Linked DNA regions of Mus musculus: region 1 is linked to region 2. A link is a loop called in an ENCODE intact Hi-C map of the cell type or tissue named here. Cell type or tissue: left cerebral cortex. All regions are shown on one strand. Links, peaks and the distances in the headings refer to the core of each region. The heading gives the core; the rest is flanking DNA.

Region 1 (16,287 bases), core at 5,291-13,290, 340 kb after region 2:
TGGCTCGGAGGGTAAGGCTGACTCCCTGCCAAACTGAGGGCCCAAATGGATTTCCAGGCCTCATGTGGTGGAAGGAGAGAGCTGACGTCTATAGATTGTTCCCCGATTTCCACAGGCTTCCTGTGGCATGTCCATGTGTGTGTGCATGTGTGCACAAGCAGACACACACACACACCTAAAAATGTGACTCAAGAAAGGAACACAGTTACAGTAATTTAAAGATCTAAGTTGGTTTTATTTTGTGCTTCTAGAATCAGAGAACACTCCATTCTGTAAAGTAGAATTAAAAAAGAAAAAAAAAAAAAGAAACCCTGTGGGGTAGCAGAAAAGGTTGGTTTTATAGAAGAAAGGAGATGAAAAAAGAAAAAGAAAAAGAAAAAGAAACCAAACAAAACAAATGGATTAGTTATTTCAATGTTACTATCCTTGTACAGCTATGACAGAAAGAGACACTAGTGGATTGGTTACCAGGTTAGTTCAGGTTGGCCTGTGTGTGTAAAGATTAAGGCAGAGGAAACTTAAATATACCACTGGTCTGTCTGGGAAACTTGGATGCTCTCTGATTTTTTTTTTTTCCCATTAGTTTTGCTTGGTGAAGTAGAACTAAGCACAGGGAAATCTCTTCCCGTTTCTAGTCTGGTCTGTTGAGAACTAGTGCTGAAGCTTATTCAAATCAACGCTGTCTTGTTTCAATTCTTCAAAATATCCTGCACTGTCTGGTTCATTTGCCTCTCCAGACAGTTCTCCTGAACAGGACCTAGGAATAGGAACATACAAAAGAATAAACTCTAAATTAGCTTTTCTCAACCTGTGGGTTGTGACCCTTTCACACGGGTCACCTAAGGCCACCTGCATATCAGATGTTTACATTCTGATTCATAGCAGGAGCAAAATTACAGTTATAAAGCAGCCGTGAAAATAATTTTATGTTTGGGGGTCACCACCACATGAGGTATTTAGAAGTCACAGCATGAGAAAGGTTGAGAATCACTACTCTAAATTCTCTCAGCCTGGAGGCCAGCTCTCTCCCAAGTAGCAATAGCTACCAGAGAGGTTAAATGACCTAATATGGGTACTCATTGATACTCAATGTTCTTCCCCTGATGCAACCACTTCAGTGGGAGACTCAGCGCACCTCCATCTCAAGTGCCCGAGCTGTTCTTGCTCTCACAGGCTGGGAGAATCACTATGAAAGAGGTTGTACTTTGACCCAAATGTTGCCAGGTTTCTCCTCTTGACCTCAGCACTAACCTCCATCCTTGGTGGATGGGCTCACTGTAGGGAAGTCTTCCTCCCTTGCTACTGTGAACAAAGGTCCTCTGATGGACTTCAGCACAGATGTCGAAGACCCTGAAGACGGGCTGACTAGAACTTTGTGACTGTGAGATGAGCGGTTGCAGATTAAAGGCCAACATGTTCATGGGTTGCCTTCTGTTCCTTTATTCACGCCAACCCCTGAAGCTGACCAAATATCCCTGAGGCGACGTTTGGAATGTGTTACTTACTGAACTTAGTCAGCTCACTACCATGTTCCACTCCAACCCTAAAACTAAGACATTTGAGACCCCGTTCTACTGTAGCCCCTCTCATGACGCCCCCTAATGTGATGTTATCAAGTGAGCTGCTTTGTAAAATTTGTACTATACAATTTTATGTAGACTATTCTGTTGGGAGCCATTAAGGCAACGCTATTGTCCTGATCTCTGAATTGGGCCTCTCCCCCTGAGAAGAAAAGGGTCAAAAGCGGGCCACCGACACATGGATTCCAAGAACTACGGGATGTTCCAGCCCTGGGTCATCACCGGTGTCCTGACCACACCCTGATACCACCAAGTTCCTGCTTCCCGGTGTAGCTGCCAAAAGAAAGAATTTCTATTGCCCCCCTTCCCATAAGTACTTCTCCTTTTGCTTGTATTGCCCTACCCCTCCCACTGATAATTACTTCCCCTTTTGCTTGTATTGCCCTACCCCTCCCACTGATAAGTATCTGTACTTCCCCCTTTGCTTGTGCATTTAAACCTTGGACCTTTCTCAATACATTGGGGTCTTGATACAACTTCAGAACGGTTTCCGTGTCGTTATTCGTACAAGACCCTCGTCTCTCTCTACCCCCCATTTGGTTCTTAGGAGGAGATCCCCTCGAGATCCTCGAATAACTGGACCTGCTGGACGGGTCACTATTCCATGGCAGAACATGTCACTCAGAGCCATCTGAACCTGTGTTCCCAGGCCATGATCACTCATGTGGCTCGCAATAAGGCACCCCCTATTCTCTTTGAAACAGGAGCTGTTTTATGTGAACAATATACAACCGCCTTCAAATGATGACCACCATGATCTGCCCTCAACAATGATCCTACCAGCTCACTTTAGCCTTAACTTTGAAATTCCCTTTTAGTAATTTTCTACTAATACCACACCCAATGGTTTAGAATCTCTACTGCTATTTGTTGGAGTTGAGTCCAACTTGGCAAAGTTTCCTTGAGGCTGTCCCTCTATCTATCACCAAGCCCCTAATACATTGAAACTCCAAGATGAGACCCCTGACATCCATAAAAGAGTTCATGGAGCTTCCATAGAAGTTGACCAGAGAGAAAAGATTGAATAATAGTTTGCTTTGAATTCTTTGAGACTATCATACATGTGTGATATAATGGGAACATATTCACCCTATCCCCCATTAACTATCCCTGGATTCCCACCAATATGTTTCCCTCCCAGCACCATGCCCTCTCCCTCCTCTTCCTCTCTTGAGAATGCCATGCTAGCTAGTTTTATGTCAACCTGACACAAGCTATAGGGAGGAGAGAGCCTCAGTTGAGAAAATGTCCCCTTAAGATCCAGTTGTAGGCAAGATGGAGGGCATTTTCTTAACTAGTACTTGATGGGGGATGCCCTAGCCCATTGTGGGTGGTGCCAGGCCTGGACTGCTAGACTTGGATCCTATAAGAAAGCAGGGGAGCAAGCCATGAGAAGCACACCAATAAGCAGCTCCCTCCATGTCCTTTGCATCAGCTCTTGGCTCCAGGTTCCTGCCTTGCTTGAATTTCTGTTCTGATTTCTGTTGCTGGTGAACAGCAATGTAGAAGTGTAATCTGAACAAACCCTTTCCTCCCCAAGTTGCTCAAGGTGTTTTGTTGCAGTAATAGAAACTCTAAGATAACTGTCATGCCTGAGTACTGTATTTGCATGCTTTTCACACCTTCTTTCCCTCCCTACCTCCGTGTGTGTGTGTGTGTGTGTGTGTGTGTGTGTGTGTGTGTGTTTAAAAAGATAACTAATGGACTCACAGAAGCTGTGATTAACTGCATAAGACCTGTACAAAATCAAATAAAGCCAGCCAAGATTCCAGCATGGATAAGGACCTCAAAACCTCATCTGTAACTAAGGAGCAATTGATAGTTGGTGCCTGCTGGGGGAGTGAGAATCCTTTTTCTTAGGGCATGTGGACACTGGTAGATTGCCCATGCTGCAGTGGATGGATCCACATTTCCACACACAGCTGCATCACTTTGTATTCATTATAAAAAACATCTAACAGATTGAAAGGATGGAGTAGGAACTGGAGGTATGAGTCCAGTTGGAGGTGTGCCTTCCCTGGAGGTGTGAGTCCAGTTGGAGGTGTGCCTTCCCTGGAAGTGTGAGTCCAGTTGGAGGTGTGCCCTCCCTGGAGGTGTGAGTCCAGTTGGAGGGGTGCCTTCCTGGAGGTGTGAGTCCAGTTGGAGGGGTGCCTTCCCCGGAGGTGTGAGTCCAGTTGGAGGTGTGCCTTCCCTGAAGGTGTGAGTCCAGTTGGAGGGGTACCTTCCTGGAAGTGTGAGTCCAGTTGGAGGGGTGCCTTCCTGGAGGTGTGAATCCAGTTGGAGGTGTGCCTTCCCTGGAAGTGTGAGTCCAGTTGGAGGGGTGCCTTCCCCGGAGGTGTGAGTCCAGTTGGAGGTGTGCCTTCCCTGGAAGTGTGAGTCCAGTTGGAGGGGTACCTTCCTGGAAGTGTGAGTCCAGTTGGAGGGGTGCCTTCCCTGGAGGTGTGAATCCAGTTGGAGGTGTGCCTTCCCTGGAAGTGTGAGTCCAGTTGGAGGTGTGCCCTCCCTGGAGGTGTGAATCCAGTTGGAGGTGTGCTTTCCCTGGAGGTGTGAGTTCAGTTAGAGGTGTGCCTTCCCTGGAAGTGTGAGTCCAGTTGGAGGGGTGCCTTCCCCGGAGGTGTGAGTCCAGTTGGAGGTGTGCCTTCCCTGGAAGTGTGAGTCCAGTTGGAGGTGTGCCTTCCCTGGAGGTGTGAGTCCAGTTGGAGGTGTGCCTTCCCTGGAAGTGTGAGTCCAGTTGGAGGTGTGCCCTCCCTGGAGGTGTGAATCCAGTTGGAGGTGTGCTTTCCCTGGAGGTGTGAGTTCAGTTAGAGGTGTGCCTTCCCTGGAGGTGTGAGTCCAGTGGGAAACATGCCCTCTTACCTTGTGCAAGAGCTCAGGTTGAACTCTGGGACAGCAAAAGAGGAAGGAAAAACAAAAGCTCTATCATGAACCTTTGAAACAAGAAGACATGAGGTGTTTACATCGAACCTACATTGCAAACAGGATATGTCACAGGGGAAGCTTTGGGATAAATGGCAGCCCAGAGGACAATAATCCCCGCACTAAGAGGGCTGAAAGGGGATGATGTAAGTTCGAGACCAGTAGGGGCTACAGGGTAAAGCCCTGTCTCAAAAAAATGGACTGGAAAGATAGCTGCTCTTCCCGAAGACCCTCGTTCAGTTCCCAGCATTCACACGGTGGCTCAAAACCATCTGTAACTCCACTTCCAGAGGACCTGACTGCCTCTTCCAGCCTCTATGCCCCCCCCCCCCACATGATTCACAGGCATACATGCAGGCAAATACTCACACACATGAAATAAACATAAATATATTTTAAAATCCACTGTCTTTAGGTGAACAGATTACTGCTGTCCTTCAGATGTCTCCCCCTGGATGTCCAAATTTAAAGTTACCATATGATCCTTGCAATGCCTCTTTCACTAAGCCTTGGATAGAGCTCAGCTCTTCCCACCCTTTGCTGAATTCCAGTATAAAACAAGCACCTGAGAGTACCGTGTGCTAAAGAATCTCACCCTTCCTAACGCTGTGACCCTTTGATACAGTCTGTCATGCTGTGCTGACTCCCAATCACAACATTATTTTCATTGCTACGTCATAACTGCAGTTTTGCCCCTGTTGTAAATTGTAATGTAACTAAATTCCTGTGTTTTCTGATGAGCTGAGGCGACAGGTCAGTGGACCCCCAAAGGTTGAGAGAACCGCCGTGTTAAAGTCCTAGTAAGGAGCTCCTAATTACTGAGTGGCCTGCAAAATGGCTCCCAATAGTGTCCATGTCCTGGCCCGCAAAGCCTGTTATGTTAATGGCCAGTAATGAGGTTGCATGTGGAATTTAGGTTGTTAATCAGACAACCCTGAGATCAGAAGTGTGTCCTAGGTTCTTTGGGTGGGCCCAATGTTATCTCCAGAGTCCTTTCACGTAAAAGAGGGAGGCAGGGAAGCCAAAGCCAGAATTAGAGAGACTTTGAAGGTGAAAGTGGCCATAGAGCAAGGAAAGCGGAAGCCAGGAACGAGGCTGGTTTGCCGGCCTCCAGTCTGCCGGCACTATGATGTAATCAAGCAGATCTCCAGATACGTGAAATGATGCTTCCGGGTCATGTGAGGTCTGGGTCTCAGGGTCTGTGGTAACACACTACAGCAACAACAGGAAACCATGACACTTACCCTTTCAGGGTCTTGGCTTCCTACTGTGTGGGAGGAGGTTCCCCGATCTGACAGTGTATGGTCACAAGTCTTCCTGAGCCATGAAAGATTTGTTCAAACCAAAAGACTGTGGGTTCAAACCACGGCCACTTCTGAAAAACCTCACATGCTGCTGGGAACTGGCAGTCACGAAACTAAACACTGCAAAGGTAAATCAGATAAATCCAAGATGCCAACACAGTTTAAAGGGCCACTGGCAGGCCTCCTTTAGAAGAGATACACACCTACAGAGACATACAATCACCTACCCTCTGAGTGCCAGAGTTAGAGGAATGGACCACATGCTCGTGTGTGTGTGTGTGTGTGTGTGTGTGTGTGTGTGTGTGTGTGTGTGTGTGTGTGTTTAATTCCTAGTCCCCACATCTACATCTTTAAGTGCAGGGAATTTGATGCCCTTTTCTGACCTCCTCAGGCCACCACACATATGCGGTACGCATCATGCACTCAGGTGCACACACACACACACACACACACACACACATTAAATATTTTTTAAAGATTACATATTAAGGCTATGACTATTTTAGAGTGGTAGCACACTTGACTATCAAGTGTTATGCCTTGGCTTAATCTCCAGCATTGTCAATTTTCTTTTTTAAAAATAAATAAAATAAAAGGTATTTCTAGGTGACATGAATCTAAAGGGACTCAGTGTCACCAAATGTGGCTTGTTGTACTAGAAATGCAAATGCAGTCTTAAAAGGGTTTTTTTTTTGAGATTTTATATATTTTATTTTAATTTATGTATAGGGTTTTTTGCCTGTATGTGTGTCTGTGCACTGTGTGTGTATATAGTGCCCTCAGAGACTATAAGAAGGTTATAGATAGCATGTTAGAGAATTAGAGAGTTGTGAGCCGCTATGAGGGTGCTGGGAATTGAACCTGTGTCCTCTGAAAGAGCAGCCAGTGCGCTTAATGGCTGAGCCAACACTCCAGCCCATAAACAGAGTTTTATAAGAAGTTTAGGAAGTGTCGTGAATTCTCTCATGGTTTCAGAAAACTGATTGTGTGGAAGAATGGCTTTGTCCTTAAGAAATGCATGATGAACAGTTTCAGAAAGAGCTGAATAAATACTAAAATATATATCACAGAAATTAATAATTGTTTGATCTACACGGTGGTTCAGTGGTCTTTGTTGCATAGTCTGCCTGGGTGTTTGGAAATTCTACAATAAAAACTAGAGAGAAGGGAATGGAGGAGTGGCTCAGAGGTTAGGAGGTCAGAGGTTAGGAGGTCAGAGGTTAGGAGGTCAGAGGTTAGGAGGTCAGAGGTTAGGAGGTCTATGACTCTTACAGAGGACCAGGGTTTAGTTCCCATCACAAGTGTCTGGCAGGTTACAATCACCGTAACTCAAGCTCCAGGGCAGCTGACACCCTCTTCTGGCCTTCTCAGACACCCATGTGCACACACGCACACAAATGAAAATAAAATAAATCTTAAGAAAAAAAAACTGTGGAATATGAAACATATAAAATAGACTTATATGAAAACTTAAAAAGTTAAATTTTTAAAAAGCTAAGGGAATTTGTTTCTAAAACTATTCATAGGTACTTATTAAACTCTTATTCCAAATTTTACATTTTAGTTTTAAATTCCTTCTACAGAGTTTTCTTTCTAAAATTAATTGCATCCCCAACAGAGTAAAAAATTAGTAAATAAAATTAATAGTATTGTTGGTGACATAGTTCAGTGGTAGAGAGCCTGCCTAGTACATCTAAGTTCTAACACCAGTCCTTCCCCCACCAGAAGAAGAAGAAGAAGAAGAAGAAGAAGAAGAAGAAGAAGAAGAAGAAGAAGAAGAAGAAGAAGAAGAAGAAGAGGAGGAGGAGGAAGAAGAGGAAGAATAAGAAGAACAAGAGAGAAAGAGAGAAAGAAAAAAATTAATTGCAGTAGTTCAGATTTTGGCAAATGTAAACTAGCTTTAGTGCATTTCCAGTTAGAAAACTCACAGCATAGGATGACGTCACTCTCTGAACCAAGGGAAACGGTTTCCCTCTAGATGAAGCCCAGTTTGGTAGAGGGGGGATTTTTGCTCTCAGCAACCCATAGATTTCATTTCTTGATTTTGCCAACAAAACAGATAGAAATGAAACTCTAAAAATAAAAAATGGAAACTTATGGACAAGTGATAAAGGCAATCAGGACCACTATTACCTATATGTCAACATCCCATACACCACAGGAGACAGACAGCACAAGAAGTTAGTCATCAACTCTAAAGGCCCAGAGCTAAGCCACCTCCTTCTTACTAACATATCTATAAGAAGCTATAACAGGGAATAAAGGATAAACATTCTAATTAGTCTAAGATTAAGAATTGGTTAAAAAATATAAGACACATAGACACAAGTTTCTTTCTAAGCTTTTTAAAATATCTGATTTCTATTTGTATTAAAACAACAGCCAGATGTGGTGGCACACTGGGCTGGAGAGTTGGCTCAGCTTTTAAGGACGTGCAAACACCCCAGTGCAAACACCTCATCTGGAACTCCAGTTCCAGGAACTCCGACACCCTCCTCCCATCTCTGCAGAGCTGAGTGCATATGTAGCGTGCATATATATATATGCACGTATAGGCAAAACACATATACACATAAGATAATAAAGTAAATATATCTAAAAAAAAAGTTTGAGTTTCTGTGCCTGGGTTCAAATAATAATTAATAGTTTAATGTTTAAAATGTTCAATCAGTGTTTTAAGTTAAAATACAGTTAAAATCTGCACTGTCACCCCCTGGCGATGGGCAAAAAGACACCTTTGGTTATGTTCTTCTATCAGTCAGGGGCAGAGCTGATGGCAGTCCTTTGTTCATCCTAGCTTGATGCCCGGTTTGGTGGGCAAAGCTGTCTTATGCCTAGGACTCATAAAATCCAATCTAATCCAATCCAACCCAGGCAGCCCAGCGTAGGAGGAGAAAGACAGACAGAAACCTGTGGTCCTCCATGCCACCCATGGACCCGCCCTGCCGCGCTCAGCAAAGGAGGGCCATGGACGCCACTTGCTGCCCCACAGCGGGAACCATCACACTGTGCCAGCATGTGGTGGTCAGACAAGAGAGAGAGAAGTGGAGCAGCTTGGGCTATGAAGGGAGATGGAACTGGACACTCGAGGATGGAGAGGAGTAGCCTGTTGTGATTGGCCAGCCCTGTCACCTGAGACCACAGTGAGGTCCCAGCTCGAGCTGCCTCTGAGGGTCATGTCTGAGTCCATGGCTATATAGCAGCAGGGGTCGGGGTGTCTGTGTCTGTGTCTCATATTAACAACTAGAGAACGTGGGGGCTGTTCCTGGTAGGGGCAGCTGCCAGGGAACACATGGATGTCTAGAGGCTGTGCAAAACTCCCACCCCAACCCGCACCCACCACTGGATGTGACACTCTGGGGAACTTGCCCCATCTTTCACCGGTGGCAGCACTCAGGAGAACAGATCCTGTGTGTTATTTTGGGTAGGATTTGCAAGGCTAAAGGGCAGATATGAGGGAATGGAGGAGACGAGCAAGACTGGTGTGCATGTTGTGAAATAAAGAATCAATAAAAACTTTTTAAAAAAAATCTGAACTATCATTGACACAAAAATTAATTTAAATGGGCGGTAGAAACCATAGCCAGGAGCTCTGCTGCCACCTCGTGGAGCTTATGTGAATTGCAGGAGAAGCCTGCGAAGAGTGGAGAAATTCCTTCAGTTTTCCTTTCAGAATTTTTATTTTGTACTAATACATAAAAATTTTATTTTTCTTGTTAGGATAAAAGTAAATATGTAAGGAGAGGAAGGGAGTGGTAAAGAATGGGAATAAGAAGAGACAAAGAACAAAACCTAATAAAAATACACAAAAGGCATGAACAAATAATTTGCCATTCCATGAGAGAAGAAACATCTGTTTAATGAGCAGGTTCCTGTCTAGATGGGCTGCAAGCAGACTTCTACAGTCACTGCTCTGATTTTTTTTTTATTTTGATACAGGGTCTCTCTATATAGCCCTGGCTGTCCTGGAACGTAATGTGTAGAAGAGGCTAGCCTGGAACTCAGAGATCATCCTGTCTCTGCCTTCCAAGCACTGGGGTTAAAGGTGTGTGCCACTACTGCCTGACTTCACTATACTACTTTTAACAAAAAGACTTAAAGTGGCTGGGTAGATGGCTCAGTAGGTAAAGCGGTTTCTGCGCAAGGGTGAAGAAGACCTGCTTTTAAATCGCCAAAACTTTTGTAAAGGCTGGGTATGGTATCACATATATAATCCCGATGTTTCTGCAGGGAAGTGGGAGCTCGCTGGGCAGCTGGATTCCCATGCTCAGAAAGAAAACAACAGACACCTGACTCAGAACAGTGTAAAAATCAAGAACTAAGAGTCAGGGTTTTCCTCCGCCCTCCACACCCATGCTGCCGGGACTTCTGGAGAGTCGTCAGGGCCTGAAAAGAGAAACAATAGCAAGCTTCAAGACCTTCTGATGCAGGCTGTTTTAAACCATCCCTGTGGTGTACCTGGCAAAAATGGAATAGGTAGGAAGATTGTGAGACTCCAACTTGTAACAAAGTCAGACTACAGCTTTCTAAGATACAGCCATTGAAACTAGGGAGACACACCCGCCACCCCACCCCCACCCTCCCTCCCCCGCACTGCAATTTTCCAGCTTGTGCTTTGGCTTTGTACATAATAAAGTAAGTATATGGGCTTATCTTTGGGGAGAAAAATAAATTAAAAAGTCTTTAAAATACAAAGCCTCTTCTTAGCTCAAGGGGTATTTAAAAATAAAGACCTGAACTAGATTTAGCATGTGATGCCCCAGGGCTGACAGTTCTCTAACCCCTGCTCCATCCTGCTGTCTCTGTGGCTTAATTGCTATAGTTTTCACTGTTTAAGAACATGTGGATTGGACTCCTTTTACTGCATCTGCACCTTATTTTCCATCTCATTTTTAAGTTCCTATTAGATAAGAATTAAAAAGACAGCACATAGCTGCTATTATTCTTACAGGGTTACCTTAATTCCCACCCAGGACATCTGAGAGTCTGAACATCTTATAGGTATTTAGGATTGAATTTCCAGTGGTAAAACCCTTCTTTGTACTGTTGAAGAATATATGTTTTCTAGGAACTGTGTAGAGGAGAATAACTAATTAGCAGACTTCTCAGAACAATAAGTTCCAGGTAAGATCTCTGGCAGACTTCCCCTCAGGTCTGTCTTTCTACATCAGTGGTTCTCAGCCTGTCGTTTGCAATTGCTCTGGGGGTGGAGGGGTTGAGTGGCCCTTTCACAGCGTCACCTGAGGCCATCTTCATATCAGACATGGACTGTAATGTATTTTGTAACAGTATGGATTAGCAACAAAAATAATTTTACGACTGGAGGGTCACCACAATATGAGGACTGTTTTAAAGGGTTGCGGCATTAGGAAGGTTGAGAACTACCATTCTATATGATCAATATGCAAAGTATGAAAACGATCATGATCCGTATCTTGCTCTTCACTCTTGTTTGTCAGAGACCACGAGATCCCCACCTTTCAACAGAAAGCTGAGCTGTCACACGGTACACGTGGTTAGAACAGACACAATAACAAGACGGCGGGAGCTTACACTTCCCACGAGAGTGTGTAAAATGTCTACATTATAGGCAGGTGGAAGCTAGCAGTGACTAGGGACATGGTACAGTTCCTAAGAGGACAGAGGGACTGTAAATGTCCCATCTCCACCGAGCATCTTTCACTGTTAAGGGGCCCTTGTTAGGAAAGAGGAGCCCTGTGGTTGTGAGCACTGAATGCCCCTAATGAGATAGAGCCTTGACGCTTCTGGCGACAATGCCCCTCCCCTGGGCCAGCCGACCCAGATTCTCTGGTTTAGCTAGGACCTTTGTTCCCTCCAGCCCTCAGAGATTTTTGTACATTTGGCCATTTCTTTCCCCTAAACTGAGGGAAATATTTTCAAATTCCATTGTCATTTCAAGCAGACCTCTTGAATGCGGCTTCCTCTCTATTCTAGATTTAATCTCCCTCCTTTTTAATGTGTTCTGGTGTTTTATCTGCATGTATGTCTTTGTACAAATGTTTGGTCCTGAAGTTACAGACAGTTGTGAGCTGCCATGTGGATGCTGGGAATTAAACCTGTGTCCTCTGGAAGAGCAGTCAGTGCTCCTAACCACTGAGCCAGGTCTCCAGCCCCGAGACTCCTACGTGGAATCAGAGTCTCTGTCTTTCTTACGCAGAAACAGAACATCTGTCTAACTGCTGTCTGATACATAAATCCCTCTCCTCAAACAATGAGGACAAGCGGAACACAAATGTGAAAGGAGAAGATGCCACAGAAAAGTCAAAGGATAAAATGTCAAGTTGTGAAAGAATATGTTAAGAACGCTGCCAATCAAAACAATAAAGGCAATGTGAACCACGCAATCATAATTTCATGCTAGCCTGACACCAGCCCCTCAGTGTTTAGAGGGGATTGACCCCCAAGACTTCTGAGCACTCCACAATCTTTAGCTGCTCAAGACATTTACATGAAATGACCTAGTATTCGTATGTTTCACACAAACCCTCCCATAGACATTTAATCATCTCCAGATTATGTTACTATCTAATACAGTATAAATGTTATGTAAATCATTCTTATAGTACTTACAGAAACATAATTTTTAAAAAGTCTCAGCATGCTCAGTACAGTGTTGCTTTTCCAAATATTTAATTTTATTTTTATTTATGTGTGTGTCCATGTACCAAATTCGTGCAATACCCAGAGAGGCCAGAAGAGGGCGTTGAATCTCCTCAATTTGCCATGGCAGGTTTTTGTGTGATACCCTGGAATCCAAACCCAGGTCCTCTGCAAGAGCAACAAGTCCTCTTAACTACTGAGCCCTCTCTCCAGCTCCATTTCCCAAATCTTTTTTTATCTAAAGTTTGTTGAATCTATATATGTAGAACCTGAAGTCAAGAAGGGTCAGTAGTACTTGGATGCATTAAAAAAAAAAAAAAAAAAAAAAAAAAAAAAAAAAAAAAAAAAAAAAAAGAGGCTGGAAATCTCCCAGCAGAATTTAGAAGGAATGTTTATGTTTCTTTCTCTTCATTTTTAAAAAATATACATCTCTGCAATGTTCATGATATCTTTATAGTCTGAGAAATAAAGTCATTGGGTGGAGTTGTTATTGTTGCTGCTGTTTGGGTTTTAAGACATTTCATGTAGCCCAGGCTGGCCTTGAATTTACTCCGTCGTAATCTTGAGCTTTTGGTCCTCCCGACTGTCTCCCAAGCAGTGGAATCACAGGTCTACCACAGTTGGTGTTGTGCTGGGCCGGAGATGAGACCTATGGCTTTCTGCACGCCAAGCAAGCACTCTGCCAACTGGGCCACAGTACTAGCTCCTAAACAATTGCTATTTCATATTTTATTGTATTTACCGCAGGGAGGGAGGGAGGGAGGCATTCCTGTGTCATGACACATGTGTGGAGCAGGGTAAGCTCTTTCACCTGCTAAGCCATGGCTCTGACCCAAAAGTACTGTTATTTAAACAGCTGATATGACTCAGCCCAGAAAGACACTCGCAGCCTGATGACCTTAGTGACCTGAACTCACACGGTGGAAAGGGAGAACCGAACCGTTCAAGGAGTCCTCTGCCCTCCCCATGGATGCCACGGTGAGTTAGTGTGTGCACGCTTGCTTGTACAAACACACAAATACACACAGATAAATAAGTATAAACTTAAAAATAAATAAATACAAGGCTAAACATAGTTGGTCAAGGTGGCTCGTGCCTACAATCCCAGCCCTTGGGAAGCTGAAAGAGGAGACTCACGAGTTTGAGACTAGGCTATGGAGCAAGTTCAGAGTAGCCTGTGCTACACAGCCATAACTGTCTCAAAACAAACAAATGGGGGCTGGAGAGGTATGCCAGCAGTCAAGTGTTCTTGCAGAAGACCCAGGCTTCAGTTCCCAGAACCCACCTGGAGGCTCATCACGGTCTGTAACTCCAATTCCAAGGAATCTGGCGCCCTCCTGTGGCCTTCACAGGCATCACACATGTGACGTACTTCCAGACATGCAAGCAAAGCACTCATGCATATAAAATATAAATGAAGAAATTTTCAAAAATAACTAAGCAAATAACAAACTAGTCTAAAGGACTTGCTGAGGTTTTGATTTGTGTAGTATAATTTAATTAAGAGGTTTTTAAAGCACAGACCAAGGATCCACAAAACCATCATTAGGAACAGCAACCACGCTAGAGACCCTCTCGGACTGTGGCTGGACATCCTTGTTCCTCAAATAAAACCTTCATCATACTTCAATTTCCTGGTTGTCCTGTGGAAAATTAACATAAGCTGTAAGTCACTGACACATTCATTTCAGACCCAAAGGACACTACTGTTTTCTCTTCTCCCACAAAACAACAGACTGACTCATGATCTGTGTTTGACTGATGGGTCAGTGGTTTGGTGTTTGGGTTTGTTGTTGTTTCTTTGTTTTGCTTTTGGTTTGTGTTGTTTAGTTTTAAGACAGGCTCTTACTACACAGCTCAGGCTAATCTCACTATACGCCCCAGGCTGGCCTCAAACTCAAGTGCTGGCATTACAGAACGTGCCACCATGCCTGGCTCTAGATTTGTCATGTAGGCTGGCTTCCTGAGAGTCTAAGCCATCAATTGTCTGGTGTGACTGCCTACAGATTTTATCCTGCCTGGCACCACCCCACACCTCCAGGCTTTGCTCACACTCCCCACCCTGACTTCCCTGGAAAGTCAACAGATGCCCTGTCTTGCTCAGTCTTGTAGATAAGATAAAGCGGTGTCACTGTGCCCAGAGGGAGACATGGCAATTGATACCCAACATAACCAGAAAACTATGAGTTATGAGAACTCTCCTGTCACTGATGAATCTGGCCTTCGGCAGCTTGTTAATTATCTGCATATGTCAGCATTTTCCACTGGCCCTGGAGTTAAAGTGTGATCTTTGCCAGGCATCTCTCTGTCTCTGTCTCTGTCTTTCTCTGTCTCTGTCTCTCTCTTTCTGTCTGTTTCTTTCTCTCTCTGTCTCTCTGTCTCTGTCTCTCTCTCTTTGCCTACTGTGATTCAACCAAGAGCTGTAACCTGGTTGAGGTTCTTTTTAGACAGACCCCCTCCCACTCTGAATTGCCCCCAATCCTCAATGTTGCTCGAAGGGGCTCTAGCCATTGCTGACTTTTGGTTAACCTTAACTTAACCTCCCAGATTTTAACCACTCATGTCTTGCATCCATTCATTCAAGTATTGACTGTCTGAAATATGTGAGATGTCTTCTGAACCCTGAGTATGAAATGTGAACAAAACAGATGCATTCTATCTGTGGGTTAGACAAAAGGAAAGACAAAGGTCGAGGGGAGCAGAGTGGGGTTGGGATGGCAAAGAGTTATTCCACTTGACTATGGGAAGAATTGCTAAATATCAGCAATCACAGGAGTCTACTTCAGAGACAGACAGTGGAGGAAGGGGATGTGACCTGAGGAGATGGCATTTCAGCCTAAATGGGGGCTGCCAGAACAAAGAGCCACAGACCAGTGCCTGAGCCACCAAGGAACACCACCCAGAAGTTCTAGAATCTGAAATCAGGGTGTCTCCTCTCTTACTGCTTTTCTCTTAGGTTTGACTCATCTACTTCTTGATACCTCCATGTGGTTTTCCCTTCCCTGTTATATATGAAGGTGCTGGTTATATTGGATTAGGACTCACCCTAATGACTTCTTTTAATTTAATTGCCTCTTCTCCAAATAGAGCCACCTTCAGAGATTCTGGTGGTCCCTTGCAAGGACTCAATTCAGGCCATAGTGGACTAGAAGGATAAAAAGGTATCAGCCAGGTATACAGAAGTACAGGCAAGGGTGTCCAGCATATGCAGAGGGCAAGACAAAGGGCCTCTAGGAAGCTGCACAGATGTCAAAGCAGCTTTAACTGGCTGCCACTATGGACCAGTAGATGAGCTCCATTCTCAGGCCAGGGCCAGCAGGTCAGCCACCGATGCACCATCTGCTCTTAGCTCGCCTGGTGCTACCCTCAGCAACCAGTCACCCGTGTGGCTGTGAACTCCAAGGAGGGGCACACCCTGGGTCACAACATCACTAGGGGCTTCAGTGGAGCCCACAAAGCTTGACACCACTTCCCAGAAGACATAGGGAGCCCCGCTGGTGGAGAAGCCTGCTGACAGCCCTGTCTTTATTGAGATCAAAGCATTTCTAGAGTGTGTCCAGATCTGGGGTGATGTTAGGCTCTTTGAGGGTCTCAGTGAACTTCTGAAGTAGTATGGACTCAGAAATGGAGTAACCTCATAGGGAAATCAGCTCTGGCAGCCGGGTTAGTTTAGCATAAAATCATAACTGACTGCATGAGAATCCTCAGTAAAACTCTTATTATTATTAGCAGCTGTCTATCAGTGCCCAGGGAAGAGCCTTTCTCACTAGGTAGTTTAGAGATGTGTGGAGTTTAGGTTTAACTAGTGTTTACTTAGTGCCCTTAAACTAGCTCCATGATGTTTTTATTTGTGAGTGATTTTATCC
Region 2 (16,287 bases), core at 3,464-11,463:
CTTGGCATCCCTTCCTTGCTCTGATGGATTGTACTCTTTAAACAGTGCCCCAAGGGACTTAACAATTAAGGAAGGGACTTGCTACTTTTCCAGAGGGTCTGGATCTGGTTCTAACTACCCAACATGGCACTTATATCTATCTCTAACCCCAGTGCCAGAGGATCCATTGGTCTCTTCTGGCCTCCTTGGGCTCCAGCGCGTGCATACAAGGAAACAAAACATGCATACACATACAATAAAAGTAGTTAAAACAAAACTACCCAGTGAGTCAAAATAATCCTCTTAGCTGCTTCTGTCACTCTCTGTTCACAGTCATGAGTAATACATTGTCTATCTTATAAACATTGATATTTATATCTATTTTTAGATGACTTCAAACCTGCTTCTATTGATACTTCTTGTGAAGGAAATCTTGAGGTTGGCAAAGGTGAACAGGTGACAATAACTCTTCCAAATATAGAAGTAAGTAGTTCTCTATATGAAGATGAAAGAGGTCTGTTCTAAAGGATTTCCACTAAATATCAATGAAAATATTTATACCATTCATATAATGATGGTTGGTTAAAATGATGAATATTATACAGAGGAAGCAAAATCAACTTTGGCTGAAACAATTTTAAAGTACTTTAATTCATTTAATGGTTTCAAGGAATATCATAGCCAATGACTTGAAAGTGATTACAGGGATAATGATTATAGAATTATAGAATTCCTATTTTAAGTACATCTTTTATGCAAATTCTTGGAACAAATACTTGTTTGGGCCTTCTAGTTTTTTTTTTTTTAATTTTGGAGTATTTGCAAATATGTAATAAATATCTTGTGGATAGATCCTATAAGTGAAATACAAAATTTATTTATTTTTCCATATGCTGTATATACTTAGCCAAAAGATTATTTTATGCATTACTCACAATAACTCAGTAGATGAAACAATTTACAGTATAGAGTTCTCCACTTGTGCTGTTATGTTTGAGCTGAAAAGATGCACACTTTGTAGCATTTCAGACTTTTGAATTGTGAATTCGGGATGCTCACTCTGCTGTTTAGGAGCTGGACTCTTCAGATTCAGCTTCTAGGCTCTGGACCCCTTACCCAAACACTTTCTCTGTTTTTAGGTTTTTCCAAGTGTATCCAAATACTGCAACCAATATTACTTTCATAAAATACAAGTTTTCTTAATTCAGTCCTTGAGCTAGAAATTTCCTATTATCTAGAGTTTTCTTTTGCTTTTCTTTAATAGTGACTTCATCCGTTATAGAAAAAGTTATAGAAAAAAACAACTCCATAACTTTGTGTAACATATTTTTTTAAATGCACTTTTTTGAGACACCTTGCCTTTAATTTTTTGGGAATAGTTTGCGGTTGGCCACTTTACAGTGTCTTACATATATCAGTAAGCTAGCTTGTCGTGGTTAGAGGTATAGCAGTTTTTATCTTCTAGTCTGCTCTCTTTTTCTTAGTTTGTAATTCAGTACCACTTACTGAGACCCCACCACTATATCAGATGGAGTCAGTTGCTGCTTCTGAAGGTTTTCTTAAGGTAGAGCTTTGTATGTGTGTGGGAGTTCGTATTGAATATTTCTCATCTGTTTCCTTAGGAACTGAAGAAAATGAAAAATCAATTGACTATGAGATGTCATGGATAAACTAGCTTTTCAAATCCTCTATTATGATTCTGGTGTTTTTATGCCATTTGGAAATTTATTTGGACGCATCAAACCTTATTTGTTCTATAGTGCCTATTAAGGAGCAAACTGAATGAGCCATTCAATTTTATTTTTATTTTTATACTATTTGAAAACAAGTTTTTACTATAAGTAGTTATACTGTCCACCCCCTTTCTTGCCTCCAGCCCCTCCTTGGCTTCCTTCACTCAAATTCCTCTCATGTCCTCCCATCCCTAGACACTCAAAGGAATGCAGCCACTTCATTATAAAAGTGACTGAAAGGCTTTAAGTTCACAGTGGGGACCACTGTTGCGTAGTTTCAGGCTGTGGTAGTCTTAGCCAGTGATGGTTAGTTTGCACCAGGATTCCAACTGGGCCGTCCTTGCCATACATAATATCTGTTTTTCAAGTTACAAACGTCCCGTTTCATCCCTTCTATTGCTTTGCTATGGCATCTCTTCTATATATTGATAAATTATTTTGCTCACTTTTATCCTGCCTAGTGAAGAGTTATAATCTACCACATTGGATCATGTTCTCAATAGAAATCATCTTATGCAAATGACTGTCGGGTGAGGTCTATATTTTCAAACCTATGGCTTATAAATATCTGAAATGTAAAAACAAAACCCAAAACAATGGAAGGAAGTAACCACCACCTTTCAGTTGGCTCGAGACACCTCCACAAGCATCTGCACTCACGTGCACAAACCTATACACACTCATAATTAAAAAATTAAATTATTAGTCGGGCAGTGGTAGCACACGCCCTTAATCCCAGCACTCAGGAAGCAGAGGCAGGTAGAACTCTGTGAGTTCAAGGCCAGCCTGGTCTACTTAAAGGGAGTTCCAGGACAGCCAGGGCTACACAGAGAAACCCTATCTTGAAGAAAAAAAAAATAGATAAATAGATAAAATAACATTTAAAAAAATAAGAATAGCTTTGATTTCTGATAGGGTTTGTATATGTGTGTGTGTTAATAAGGTAGATTTTAAAATCCATTTATTTTCTTTCTCTATTACCAAATAGAATAAACAAATAAAAATGAAATCTGTAGACCAGTTAAATACTATGGACTTATAAGTTTTGTAAATATTTTTTAAAATATTAAATACTAATGATAAACATCTATTGGATGTGGTGTGGCTGGTCTCACACACTGTGCTTAGTGATTTTTATGTATTAATTTCATCAACTCTCTACAACAATGACTAGGAGCTTACTCCTATTGCCCCAAGTACAAAACTAATAGATGACAGTCAGGACTTTACCCCTGTGGGATGTGTGGTTCACCATCTTATCCAAGAGCATACTCGTTCACATTGCTCACTCCATGCCAGGCATCGACTCCAGGACTTTAATGTTCATCATCTGGAAAAGTAGATATTGTCACTCCAGTTTCAACTAGAAGGAAGAGGCCCAGAGAGGGGCAATCTCTCTCCTATAATTAACTGGCAGAACAGGTCCTCTGTGTTCTAAAATCCTATTGTTTGGCCATGTCACTAATTTATTCCGTCCCAGGGATCATATCTGCTCATGCCCATTTGCAGTAGAGTTGCCTAGCAAGCAACTGTGAGGGTCCTTGCTTTTTTCATAAACCATCTGACACCTTCTCTAACGGGCCTTGGTTGGGTAGCTGTTCTCCTTTGTTTGCCTCAGGCAAGTGGGGGGTGGGGTGGGGCGGGGCCTGCTCTTCTCCAGTGCTTCCTTCTGAACATCTGCAAGTTTCAAGTTCTCTGAGTCACCTTTCACACAGAGGGGAGGGGCTAGGAGGACAGAGAGGAATGTGGAGTCCTAAGAGGCTCTCTGAGCTCTTTCCTGTCCAGCCTGTTTCAGTTTTGTTTAAGGAGAGTGCACGTTGTACCTGTACACTTAGCAAACAAGCACAGATACCACTAATGTTAAAGGTGGACTAACAGACAAAATGTTCCTTCTGAGACTTCTGATATGCTGTAGATGAAGTTGAACTACAATAATATTTTTTAAAGATTTAATTTAATTTTAAAAAATGATGTGTATTTGTGTGTGTGTGTGTGTGTGTGTGTGTGTGTGTGTGTGTGTGTTTATACACTTAAATGGAGGTATTAGTGGAGGCCAAAAGAGACCATTGGGTCACCTGGAGCTGAAATCATAGGCAGTTGTGAACCCCCAACAAGGGAGATAGGAACTGTACTTTGGTCCTCTGTGAGACCAGTATGTGCTCTTAACTAAGGAGCTATCTTTCCAGCTCCATAAGTAAACAAATTCGAAGGCAGAATTGAGATCCTCTTTAGAAGATACTACAAATCCAAAAACATACAAAACCAAAAATTCCAACTCTTCTCTCTAGCTTTGTCAAGAAAGGGAAGATCTCAATTTGTCTCTTTTATGGGGGGGAGGAGAAACTCCTCAATGAGATCTTCTGCCTTCTGTACCATGACATGCAGGTGTGGGTGAGCTATTTCCGAGACAGGAATGACATAACTGTGGAACACGAGTAAACCTTTGGGAAACTGCTGGACAGATAACTGAACATGTGAGACTTAAGGGTGATGACTGTGTGTCTGATGTGGCAGAGCAGCTGAGGCATCAGACATCAGACAGGCTAAAGACGATAACCACAGATACCCCCAAAACAGAGTTGCTCTCTTAACCAAGTAGGTGAAGGGGTATGCAGAAAAGAAAAGCATGAGTGAGATTTTATTTCTTCTAATCCAGATTCCCTCTCAGATTTCCTCTTATTCCAAGAAACAACCCCTGAAATAAGAGATATCAAGTTACAAAGTTTGCTCTTAAGTCCCATTTTGATATGAAGGAAGAGTATTTGAGGTCCAAAATGACAGCTATTTCTACTTAGCACTGCTTTATTGTATACATGTAACATGGGCACATGCTACATATAAATACAGATTATTCAATTATAAGTAAACTTTGCCCAACATATCACAATATTATAAAGTTCACACTCAAATATATGTGTCACCCATGTTCTATTGAAAGAAATTCAATTTAAACTCAGATCATTTGAGAAAATGGGGCCTTGCTATCGTCATTCCAAATCTTCGTTCATGGCTGTGACACATGCTGATGGAAAGAGACACGGGAGTTAGAATCTGGATACCAGCGATAAAAGTCTTGCTCCACTCTGTGAGGCTTCGAGCAGAGTTGTCTTCCCTCACAATGCAGAATCTTTCCTGATAAGCTGAGGGTAAGAGTGTCTACAGGGGCTGTGGAAAAGCACGCACGAAGTAACAGAAACAAAAGAGCCTTTGTAAAGATGGAATCCAATCATGGAGCTGGAGACTCATAGGTCACCTTAGAGAACTGATGTTTTGTCTTCTGTATAATGGGGAATGACAGAAGTTTATGTAGAGAGAGGATTGAAATTATTTCCTTGGCTTCTCCCAAAGTTTCCTTCTCCATCTGAGCTACCTAGTTTCCAGGACTTTAATCTCCGGTCCACTATTCTGCACCTATTCGATTCTAGAAGTAGAACAAGAAGGAGGTTGTCGGCAAGTAGTGACAGATTCCTCAGAGGTGGTGGGCCCATGGAGGCAGTTAGGTTGGATTGGGGTAACTAAACACTTGACTATTTCATTCTTTTGCACACCTAGCCATATCTCCATGTCAGAGACGTTAAAAGTCATACATCTAGAATCAGACTTCCCACGTTTAAATCTCCCTTTGCCCCCTTTGGTGTGAACTTGGGCAAATTATAAAGTCTTTTGTGCCTCATTTTTTTTTCATATAAAGATAACAATTGTCTCATAAGGTTGTTAAAACGATTAAATGAATTAGCACGAGTAAAGTATGTAAAACAGACCACAATCCACAGCTACATAATAATGTTATGCTTATTGGCATTTTTAAAAGCGTTTTTTGCTGTTTCCACATTGACTTGGAGTGGCTTAGAAGACACTGTTAGGAGAGATGGCTGGCTCAGGGGCGTTGCTGTGCACGCCTGGCAACCTGATTCAGTCCTTGGGACCAAGGGAAAGGGAAAGGACATAAATGACCACAGATGTACAATGGCATGCCTCTCTCTCTCTCTCTCTCTCTCTCTCTCTCTCACACACACACACACACACACACAGATACACACACATTAATAGATAAAAAAATTACAAAAGAAGACTCTAGGGGAGATTATCAGAGGGCAGAATCTTCCCAAGTGACCCATGTCACCACTGATGGTGAAGCTCCTCCCAGTGTACCCCTCACTGATGCCTTCTTGTCCTTGTCTTCTCTGTATTATTTGTGCCCATCCCCATGGTCTTTAGAGCCTCACGTGCTACCTTCTGAGGCACAGCATCTTTCTCAGTGTCAGTTCCATGTAGTGAAGGCCCCTTATTTCAGCTGATAGCAAAAACTGAGTCTTTGGTCGTTGTCCTCACTAAGCCTCTGCCAGAGACTGGTGTTCTTCTCATGGTGACACATGGCCCTGAGCAGGACCTGCCCTCAGTCTTCTTCTCATGGTGACACATGGCCCTGAGCAGGACCTGCCCTCAGTCTTCTTCTCATGGTGACACATGGCCCTGAGCAGGACCTGTCCTCAGTCTTCTTCTCATGGTGACACATGGCCCTGAGCAGGACCTGCCCTCAGTCTTCTTCTCATGGTGACACATGGCCCTGAGCAGGACCTGTCCTCAGTCTTCTTCTCATGGTGACACATGGCCCTGAGCAGGACCTGTCCTCAGTCTTCTTCTCATGGTGACACATGGCCCTGAGCAGGACCTGTCCTCAGTCTTCTTCTCATGGTGACACATGGCCCTGAGCAGGACCTGCCCTCAGTCTTCTTCTCATGGTGACACATGGCCCTGAGCAGGACCTGTCCTCAGTCTTCTTCTCATGGTGACACATGGCCCTGAGCAGGACCTGTCCTCAGTCTTCTTCTCATGGTGACAAATGGCCCTGAGCAGGACCTGCCCTCAGTCTTCTTCTCATGGTGACACATGGCCCTGAGCAGGACCTGTCCTCAGTCTTCTTCTCATGGTGACACATGGCCCTGAGCAGGACCTGTCCTCAGTCTGTTTTCTGTTGCTAATAATACAATGCCACAGTCTAGAGAAGGGATGAAGAAAATGTGGTTATTATGGCTTACCATCTAGCACTGGGATTGCTAGAGCGTAAGGTAAATCTATATATATGGGGTATTTTTTGTTTTTATTGCTTATTTTTTGTAGAATCTCTAAACTGTTTTCCATATAGTTGCAATAATCACATTTTACAGACTTTTCATAGGGTTAGCGATGTTGAACATGTTTTCATGTGCTTATTGGCTATTTGTTTTTCTTCTTTTGTTAAATGCTTATTTGAATCTATTGAATTATTAAATCATTGAATCATTTTTAATTGGTATTGGGTTTAGTTTTCACTATTGAGATTTTGGAATTCCTTCTGTAATCTATGTCAGTTTCTTGTCAGTTGTGAACATTGCAATTAATTCCAAGCATACTAATTGTTTCTTCTGTTTAATCTATCCTGTTATCTTTACCTCGTATATAGCAGTTTTAAATTTTCCTGAGTCAACTTCAGCTCAAGAATTTCTATTTTCAAAAGTAGTTCCCACGTCTTTTAAGCTTTTCTGTTAGACTGTTGATCCAGTTCTTTGTGTTTCCATTGAGATTGAAGGATTATTTATTCTGAGGACTCCCTGTACTGATTCCCTCCTCGTCAGTTCCCAGCACTTTATTTAAAAATAAATATACATGGCTTTAAATATACATGGTTTCATAACAGTCGGTGATGTGTGTCATGTGTGACATCATCAAGGCATTAACCAATCTGTTATCTATTTTATTTCCTAATTTGACCCTCCTCATCCACCTCCATAATTTCTAAACAGGTTTTCTCTTTTTCTCTGAGTCCATGTTCATTTCCACCATTTCAACACTAGATGGTGCCCAAGCCCAGATTATTAAATACCCCATTGGTGTTCTGTTCAGAAAGAAATAGCAGAGTGGGCTGGCGAGATGGCTCAGCGGGTAAGAGCACTGACTGCTCTTCATCCCAGCAACCACATGGTGGCTCACAACCACCTGTAATGAGATCTGACGCCCTCTTCTGATGTGTCTGAAGCCAGCTACAGTGTACTTACATATAATAATAAATAAATCTTTGGGCCAGAGCGAGCAGAGTTGACCAGAGTGATCAGGACAGAGGTCTTAAAAATTCAATTCCCAACAACCACATGAAGGCTCACAACCATCTGTACAGCTACAGTGTACTCACATACATAAAATAAATAAATCTTTAAAAAACAAAAAAAAGAAATAGCAGAGTACAGGAAAGACTTATCTATTCCTACAAGTATATTCCTGGGTCCAGGGTAGGCCTGATTGCCTCATACACAGTAAACTGTCATTGGACACAAGATTCTGCTGGACTCTGGATACTCACTGTGGATAGAGTGAACCTAGGTTTCTATGTGGTACCTGTGAATACCAATCCCACCAAGTCAGCTATGAGCCTATGCTCCACCAGCACAGCTCTCTGTTAGGACCAAGGCTGTGTTATGATGCTGTGGACCTTGAGATCCAGAGCTACTAGAACAGTTTTAGCTGCTATTGGCTAAAAGTGAGGTCCAGTAGAAGCAGACTGTATGTTTTTTCCTGGAACTGTGGTTGTTCACAGACAGGCCTAACCCAGTGTCAGGTGTTACCACCACTAAGTTCCAGGGCAAAACAAAACAAAAACAAACAAACAAGCAACAACAAAAACCTTATGCTTGCTATTATGTCCTATTCTCACCGAGAAAAAAGGCTTGAAATAAGCTTTACAGCTTGAGGATAGGGTAGTGTTTGGGAAGGTAGCCTGCAGGTCACCCACATTGGTGTTATTAAGCTAGATAATGAGAGTCACAAAACTACAAGGACCTATGCAGCCTCAAGGTATGTTGGTGTTTACAGTGGAGCTGATGATGATGCAGATCAAAACACAAGTCTGTCCCACTAGGGCACAAATCTCAACCACATCTGAGGTTTCATGGCCTTTTCTAGGAGCTTGGGCCTTGTGATATCTATGCAGCCTGCGGACAGAGATAGGTGGTAGAAACAGTGTCTTAGCTATGAAGGGTGTTAGTCAGTTGGATTGCAGCTGTAGAATCCTGTACCTTAGGTGGAGATGACTATAGCCTAAGTCAACATTGTGCATAGAACAGATGCATTCAAAACTGTTCAATTCCTTTAACACATAGGTCTGGACCTGATGCTAGGGCCAATCTAGAGTTTCTTTGAACTCAAGGCTTTCAGTTTTGTTTTTTTTTTTTTTTTTTCTGAAGTTCTTACTGTGGTGGGTCCTACCTTTAGTTTCTGCTTCCCAATGGGAAGAGTTCTGCTTTCTGTCAACTAACTTTGTAAGAGATGTGGGTGAAACAAGCTGCTGTCTGACCTAACACAGGTCCACTGGTTCAGGCCCCAGTATTAGCCACGTGGTAGGGTTCGTGGGGCTTTGCCCAACACTGTGGTTCACTGGGATGAGCCTGCTGTTGGTTCTTAAGGCTGAGGACTGCACTCTCTCCTTACCCAAGGCTAGAGGTGTGCTTCTCCCTGCAGGGTTGCTTACAGTTGGGGTGCAGGTGGCTCTGACAGTTCTTTCCTTCTTGCAGGCTGCAGTGTGTCCTTTTGTTTTGTTATACTAAAAACAGGTAGGGTGAGGTCTTGCTGTGTTTCCTTCCTTTATCATATGAACAGCTACTCAGCTTGGTGTGTCTACAGGGAGAGAGAGAGATGACTGGAAGAACTTATCAGGCATCACCTTGCTCCTCCTTAACTTTTATTTTTTTATTGGTTCTGGGGTGGAACCCAGGGCCTTGCAAATGGTAGGGCAGGTACTCTGTCTATAAGCAGGCTACATTCCTAGCCTGCCTTATTTATCCTTTTACATTATTTATGAGTATTGCCAAACATCAGGTATCTTTCCATTTTTTATCATTATTTTGTGTTTATTCCCCCTTCCTGTTCATAATCAAACCTGTAACTCTCAGTTATTTATGAAAGCTATGTTTCTCCAGGTATTATGAAATCATATAAGACGGGTGGGTGTTAGGGATATATTTCTGTCTTTCCTAGGATCCTTCCCTTTTTCTTCCCACTGCCCTTCCCTGCCACCTCGGCCAGACACCTAAGTTTTGTTAATGCAACGTTTTGCTGCAAAATTTCTTTAAATAATTTTAGTTTAACATTATACATTTATATAGCTCATTTCTACTTAAAATTAATTAAACATAAATAACTAAATTCCTTTGCTTAATACTACTATGGCTTCATTCCCTTATCCTGAGGTTCTGTTCTAATTCATTTGTTCATGCTTAAGAGTCTTTGAGCTCACATCTTAAAGCATGTTTCAATGTGAAAATGGCTTTTAGTTTGTAACAAAAATATTGTTTCAGACCAGAGATTTTAAAACATTTAAAATTCTTTAAAATAAAGAAGTGTGAGCAAGTCCATATTTTTTAATTAATTAATTTATTTTATGTATATGAGTACACTGCTGCTCTCTTTAGACACATCATACTAGGCTATCAGATTCCATTACAGATGGTTGTGAGCCACCATGTGGTTGCTGGGAATTGAACCCAGGACCTCTGGAAGATCAGTCAGTGCTCTTTACCACTGAGCCATCTCTCCAGCCCTCAGCAAGTCCATATTTTATATTAATTTTTTTAAATTTTATGTATGTGTGTGAGGGGGGAGTTGGGTTGGGGGGAAGGATGCCCTTTAAATGCTGATGCCCACAGATGCTGGATACCAGATCTCTTTTTCTTTCTCAAACAAGCTGTTCATATATATATATATATATATATATATATATATATATATAAACATATATATATAAATATATGTATATATATGTGTATGTATTAGTATGCCTCTTGGCTGACCACTTTAAGTCAATTATCTCTACTATGCCATAAATGCCTGTGATAATCAGTTTGTAAAGGGAAAAGATTCAACTTATGGGTTTCTTTTTCTACTTTTAGTCATAGCAAAAAAATAAATAAAATTAAATTAAAGTTTATATCATAGCCAAGACCAGAATCCTCACATCTCAGTCTACAGAATTGTCCAGTGACTAAAAACTTTCCTCAAGTTTCCACCTCTCCCAGTTGCACATTCCTCCTCTCCCAGTCGCACCAAGCTAGGGACCAAACCTTCAATACATGACCCTTTCAGGAACATTTCAGATCCAACTGTAAGCATCCTATTCTGTTCCCCCAAGGCTCACATCTACCTCTCAATGCTAAATGCCTTTAGTGCACCCCAAAGAGTCCCCAGAGTATAAAATGTTCAAAAGTTGAAGTCCATAGTTCTCTCTGAGACACATTCAGCTGTGAGGTCTGAAAAATAAAAAATAAAGTTACATATTTCCATTGGTGCAAAATAAACAGATATTTAATCCTCCAAAAAGACAGAACAGGGAGACAGCAAAAAGGAATGAGATCAAGCCCCCAGGAGATAGACATTAGATTCTAAATCTTCATGCTCGGCATCCAGGGCACACCATGGTAGGATGGTGGATCCCAAGGGCTTAGGCAGCTCCACCCCCCACAGCCTTGATGGATGCAGCCCACGGGGCCACACATCTGGACTCTGCTGATTGTGGTATCATACCCTAGGCAGGGAGGCAGGTGTTCCACATTCCGGCCTTCTTCCCTCCTGGGTCTCCACTGCAGCTCCAGCCTCACTCTCACTGCTCCCTCTGTGTCTCATCCTGTCAGGGGCTGCTTGCAGGGGCTCAGAACTACCACAACACTACTTGTTCCCCACCCCCACACCTGACTTGCCATTGAAATCTCACCGGAATCCTACATGATCCCATAACCTTTATACTCTGCATGTGGACAAAGCCTAGATCCTACAGATGAGGCTAGAGTGTGTCATGGAGGTACCCACAACCTCTGAGTTCCTCACCCATTTAAGAAGTCCTAAGTGAGCAGGGTGCCCTGGAAATCTCTTGTCAAAAGACTATGCCCTAGAAAGTCTTTGGAACAAATTTGCATTCTTTATATCATTGAGTCCTTAATGCCTATGACCTCATAAATTTCAGAGGTGCCACCAAGGTGTCTTTCCTTTTAATCAGGTAGAAGGCATTTGACTTCTTTCCAATAATATTAATCTTTTTAGCAATGGCTTTTTCTTAATGCTCTGATTCTAGCTAAACTGCAGGCTTTCCAAATCTTTATATTCCTTTTTTTTTTTTTTTTGTTCTCACTATAAATCTCTCTAAAAGCAGCCAGAACTATCCATGGTATAATCTAGGTATTTGCTGCCTTGAAACTTCCTCCGTTAATAACCTGCCTTTAAGCTCAGCTTCCAGCAAATTCTCAGGGAATAGTCAAAAAAATGTAGGCGTACATTTATCGTGTGTATTATAACAAGGTTGACTTCAGGTCAGTTCCCAACAGAATCCTATTTCTATCTCAAACCTCACCCAACAGCATCTTTCCTATCTCATTTTTTTCTGTTGGTATTGCCACATTGTCAACTGTTGTCATAGCAATGACCCCACTTCTTGGTACCTATTGCTTAAGTTAGTTAGCTTTCCATTAATATAAGAAACCCCTGAGAACAATCAGCTTATAAAGAGAGAGGGTAATTTGGGACCATGGTTTAGAAGTTTCAGTTCATGGCCACGTTGATCTATTGCACATCACAGTGGGAATATACATCACCAGAAAAAAAGTGTTGCTTCACTGTTATAAATATATAAATAAGACGGTAAGAGGAGGCCTTGGACTTCCAGCACCTGCCTCGGGGGTTTAGCCCTAATAACCAGAGAGCTGTCACCAGACTCCACTGTTTTAAGTGTCCACAATTTCCTGATAGTACCACTTTAGTAGATGACAAGGCTATAATTTGTAGGCCTTTGGTAGCTATTCAAGGTCTAAACTTTCACACATACAAACCAGGTATGCATCGTTCTGATTTAGAGTGTTGGAGAAGAAATTAAAAAGTCATATAGGTTTGTAGAATATGACTCTTATCCTGAGTACATAAAGTTTGATTTTCCTATTAACACAATTAGTAACAGAATTGGAAAGAGAATAGAGGAAGTGATGCCAGTAATCTAGGTGAAATGTTGATTGAGTCCCCAAGGTGGGTAATAGTGAATATGGAGATGTAGGAAGTATTCAGTAGTTATTTTCAGGCAAAGATAATTCATATACTTATAATTACTTGGTACTTTAAGGAAATGAGCAGAAATTAAATGTTCAAGATTAGGAAGGGTGTGGCTGAAGAGCTGGCTCAGCAGTTAGGAGCTCTGGCTTTTCTTTCAGAGGTACCAGGTTTAATTCCCAGCACCTACATGGCAGCTCACTGTCTATAACTCCAGTTCCAGGAGATCTAATGCCCTCTTCTAACCTCAGGACACTGGGTATACACATGCTGCACAGACATGTATATAGGCAAAACACCCTTACACATAAAATAAAATAAGTTTTAATTTTTTTAAAAAATTAGAAATGTTGTTCGGTTTGATAAAGAAGAAAGTTTATAAACCTCTTAAACTTCCTTAAAATACAGAGACTGTGAGAACCTGTGAGCTCTGACCAGGTGAACCATGTTTAGGAATTATTCATGCAAGACTAAGAATAATAATATAAAATGTCTTCGTGTTTGGAGGTGACAGTGACAAAAATAAGGAAATTTGAAGAATAATAGTAATGGGCTGAGTTTCTTTAATTGTGTGTGCGCAAGACAGACAGACAGACAGACAGAGAGAGAGAGAGAGAGAGAGAGAGAGAGAGAGAGAGAGAGAGAGAATTTTCACACTTCATTTTTTTTTAGAGCCATTCATCTTACTATTCTAGATAAGCAGACTAGACAAGGCTAACTGGCCAGCAAAATCCAGAGACCTGCCTGTCTTGTCTCTAGTGCTAAGACTGTGAGCAAGTACCACTGTGCACTCTTTTTATGTGGTTGCTAGGAATTGAATTCAGGTCCTCATGCTTGTGTGGCAAACATTTATCAAATGAGCCATCTCCTCATTCTCTCTTTATCCTTTTGTTAAGAATGACTTAATAGAAAACATAACTGTTTCTGAGTAATTTTTCTCTTACCACTCCCTTCTGATACATTTTAAAGAAAATCCCTAAAGTTTAACTCATTTCTTGAATCAGTATGCATTGCTGAGAAAGAACTTTTTAAATTTTAATAAAGTGTATGTTGTTGTCACACAAGAGGATTAATAAGATTTGGTCTTTATTGATATTTTCTAGATCATCTCAAAATGAGAATATGATTCAAAGGTCCTGTTTCCTTCCCTGTATATGTATTTTTAGATTAGATTAGATTAGATTAGATTAGATTAGATTGAATCCAAGTTGCCTAGTGAAAATGAACAATCAAACTATTTCAGGGTAATTACTTTTCCTTTCTTCAGTGATGGCAGGTTTGAGATCTCGTGTGTGTGTGTGTGTGTGTGTGTGTGTGTGTGTGCGTGCGCAAGTCTACCTGGATCTAAAGTTTCATACATGCTAGCCAAGTGCTGTACCACTGTACCACAGTCCTTTTTTTCAGTTTTTATCTTGAGATAGGCTCCCACTAAGTTTCCTCATTGGCTTTGTACTCATTCTGTAATCCAGACAGGCTTTGAACTTGGGACCCTCCTGACTGTGCCTCCTGAGCAGCTAGAAATAGAGGCCAGATCTGGGTTGATCTCAGCCTTTTAAAACCAACCCTGTCTTTGTACTTTTATTTTTAAGCCACACTTGTTGGTTTTATGGTAGTAAGTTTAAACCAGTTATAAGTGACTTGATATATAACACGGATTAAAAAGAAATAGTACAAAAAGAACTCAATGCCCATCTCAATTGAATCACTATGATATTTGAAGTAATGATGATAACTTCTTAAACAGGGTTCAACTCCACCAGTCACAGTTTTCAAAGGTTCCAAGAGACCTTACTTAAAAGAATGCATTTTGATTATTAACCATGATACTGGGGAATGTCGCCTAGAAAAGCTCAGCAGCAACATCACTGTGAAAAAAACAAGGTAGGTGGTGCATTGAAAGAAATTATTTTACCAGCATATACATTTCTAAGGAAAAAGAATGAATGGATTAAGTCAAATTGTGCTATGAGATGTGTTCTTTAAAAAGTCTGTTAATTGGGGCTACAAAGATGGCTCAGCTGTAAAGAGAACTTACTATGTAAGCATGAGGATTATAGTTCAGACCACACTGCTCTAGAGGCAAGCCGGACACCCTGTATGTGTCTGAGAACTCAGCACCTCAGCACTGCAGCTGTTTGAACTAGGAGAATGATGGGCTCGCTGGCCTCCAGCTTAGCCAAAACATGGAGGCTACTGGATCAAAGAGAGACCCTGCCTCCAAAGACTAAGGGGAGAGAGATAGAGCAGCATACCTGACTAATGCAATTTAAATGTACATGTGCCACACCCAGATCTATACACATCAACAAACAGATGAACAAAATAAGGTAACATTTTTAAAGTTTCTTTAAATCTTTTAAAGTTTAAATTTAGTAATAATTCTTAGTTAAAAGATCTTAGCACACTGCCTTGTGATGTTGAAATGATTTCCAGATATGTATATCATTGGGCTGAACAGAAACACTATCCACTATCCAAAATAACTTTACCTTTATTAGTAAATTGACTACTTAGAATATGGAAGGCACACTAGAGAAAGGAAAGTTTGCTAAATAAAGACTAACCTTAAGACTTCTACACTTTATACGTTTTAATCATACTAACAGTCCACTTAATTTAAAAATCACTATGTATGTGTATATATGTATATATATAAATATACATACATATTTATATATACATCTTAAATACTTTTTAGATATAAATAGTACATTTTAAACCATTTTAATCTGTTCTAAGAGCTAAACAAACAGTAGAAAGTTTAGCGACTGTAGGAATTGAAGGGAGGGGTCATGGTTGATAAAAATCTTTAGAAAAAAATTGTTGAAAAATGTTACTTCTGGGGTTGGAGAGATGGCTCAGTGGTTAAGAGCACTTGTTCCTCTTTCAGAGGACCCAGGTTCAATTCTCAGCAACAACATGGTCACTTACAGCCATCTGTAACTCCAAATCTAGGAGATCCAATGCCCTCTTCTGACCTCCACAAGTATCATGCACTCATATGGTACAGAATACAAAAGTGCAGACAAAATACACATAAAGTGAAATAAATAAATCTAATACAAAATAAATTTTTTAAAAAGAAAAATGTTACTTCAAAGCAAGCTAAAATCCTAAGAATCACCTTAAATATGTGTTTAAAACAGAAGGTGCTGTAGTTGGAGAGAGCAAGGGAGGGGAACTGAAGGGTGGATATTATCGAAGCACCTTGTACATGTATGAAATGCCATGATGAAGCTCATTATCTTGTGCAGCTAATATATACTAACAAAAACATGTTTTACAAAGTAGCTGTCTCCAAAGCCAACTTCAACAGAGAGAAGAAACCTGAGAACCTCTATTTGCTAATATCCCTGCTGTCCCAGCTCCCTTAAACTGACCAGAAAGGATATGAGAATATATAAATAAAGCAAGTGTGAAGGCAGAAATATAGCTGATTCTTTCAGGGCTGGTGAATAAGACTCTTTAAACAGAGCAGGTATTTGTCTCTGCGCCCGTGTGAGAATTGGAAAGCGGGGGA

Evidence for each region. Hi-C counts contacts between places; a loop is a spot of excess contacts. Peaks named below come from ENCODE experiments on the same cell type or tissue, not always from the same donor. Only the 100,000 strongest peaks of a DNase experiment are listed, where the experiment ranks them.
Region 1: a loop joins it to region 2, with 12 times the contacts of the local background. A loop is called at or near these places in 38 of 42 quality-filtered maps.

The regions. Positions count from the first base shown.
Region 1 is chr16:36,466,518-36,482,804 of GRCm38, reverse strand. No RefSeq gene overlaps it. Among named protein-coding and RNA genes, the nearest start is that of Stfa3, 19 kb to the right of the region's middle. In left cerebral cortex, for the core only: CTCF peaks have their summits at 9,411 (motif pointing left) and 12,520 (motif pointing right); DNase peaks (open chromatin) are centred at 9,116, 9,395 and 12,535.
Region 2 is chr16:36,808,833-36,825,119 of GRCm38, reverse strand. Eaf2 (ELL associated factor 2) reads left to right here. Exons shown (of 6, transcript NM_001113401.1): 2 at 368-462; 3 at 14,512-14,648. Among named protein-coding and RNA genes, the nearest start is that of Eaf2, 11 kb to the left of the region's middle. In left cerebral cortex, for the core only: a CTCF peak has its summit at 7,582 (motif pointing right); a DNase peak (open chromatin) is centred at 7,612.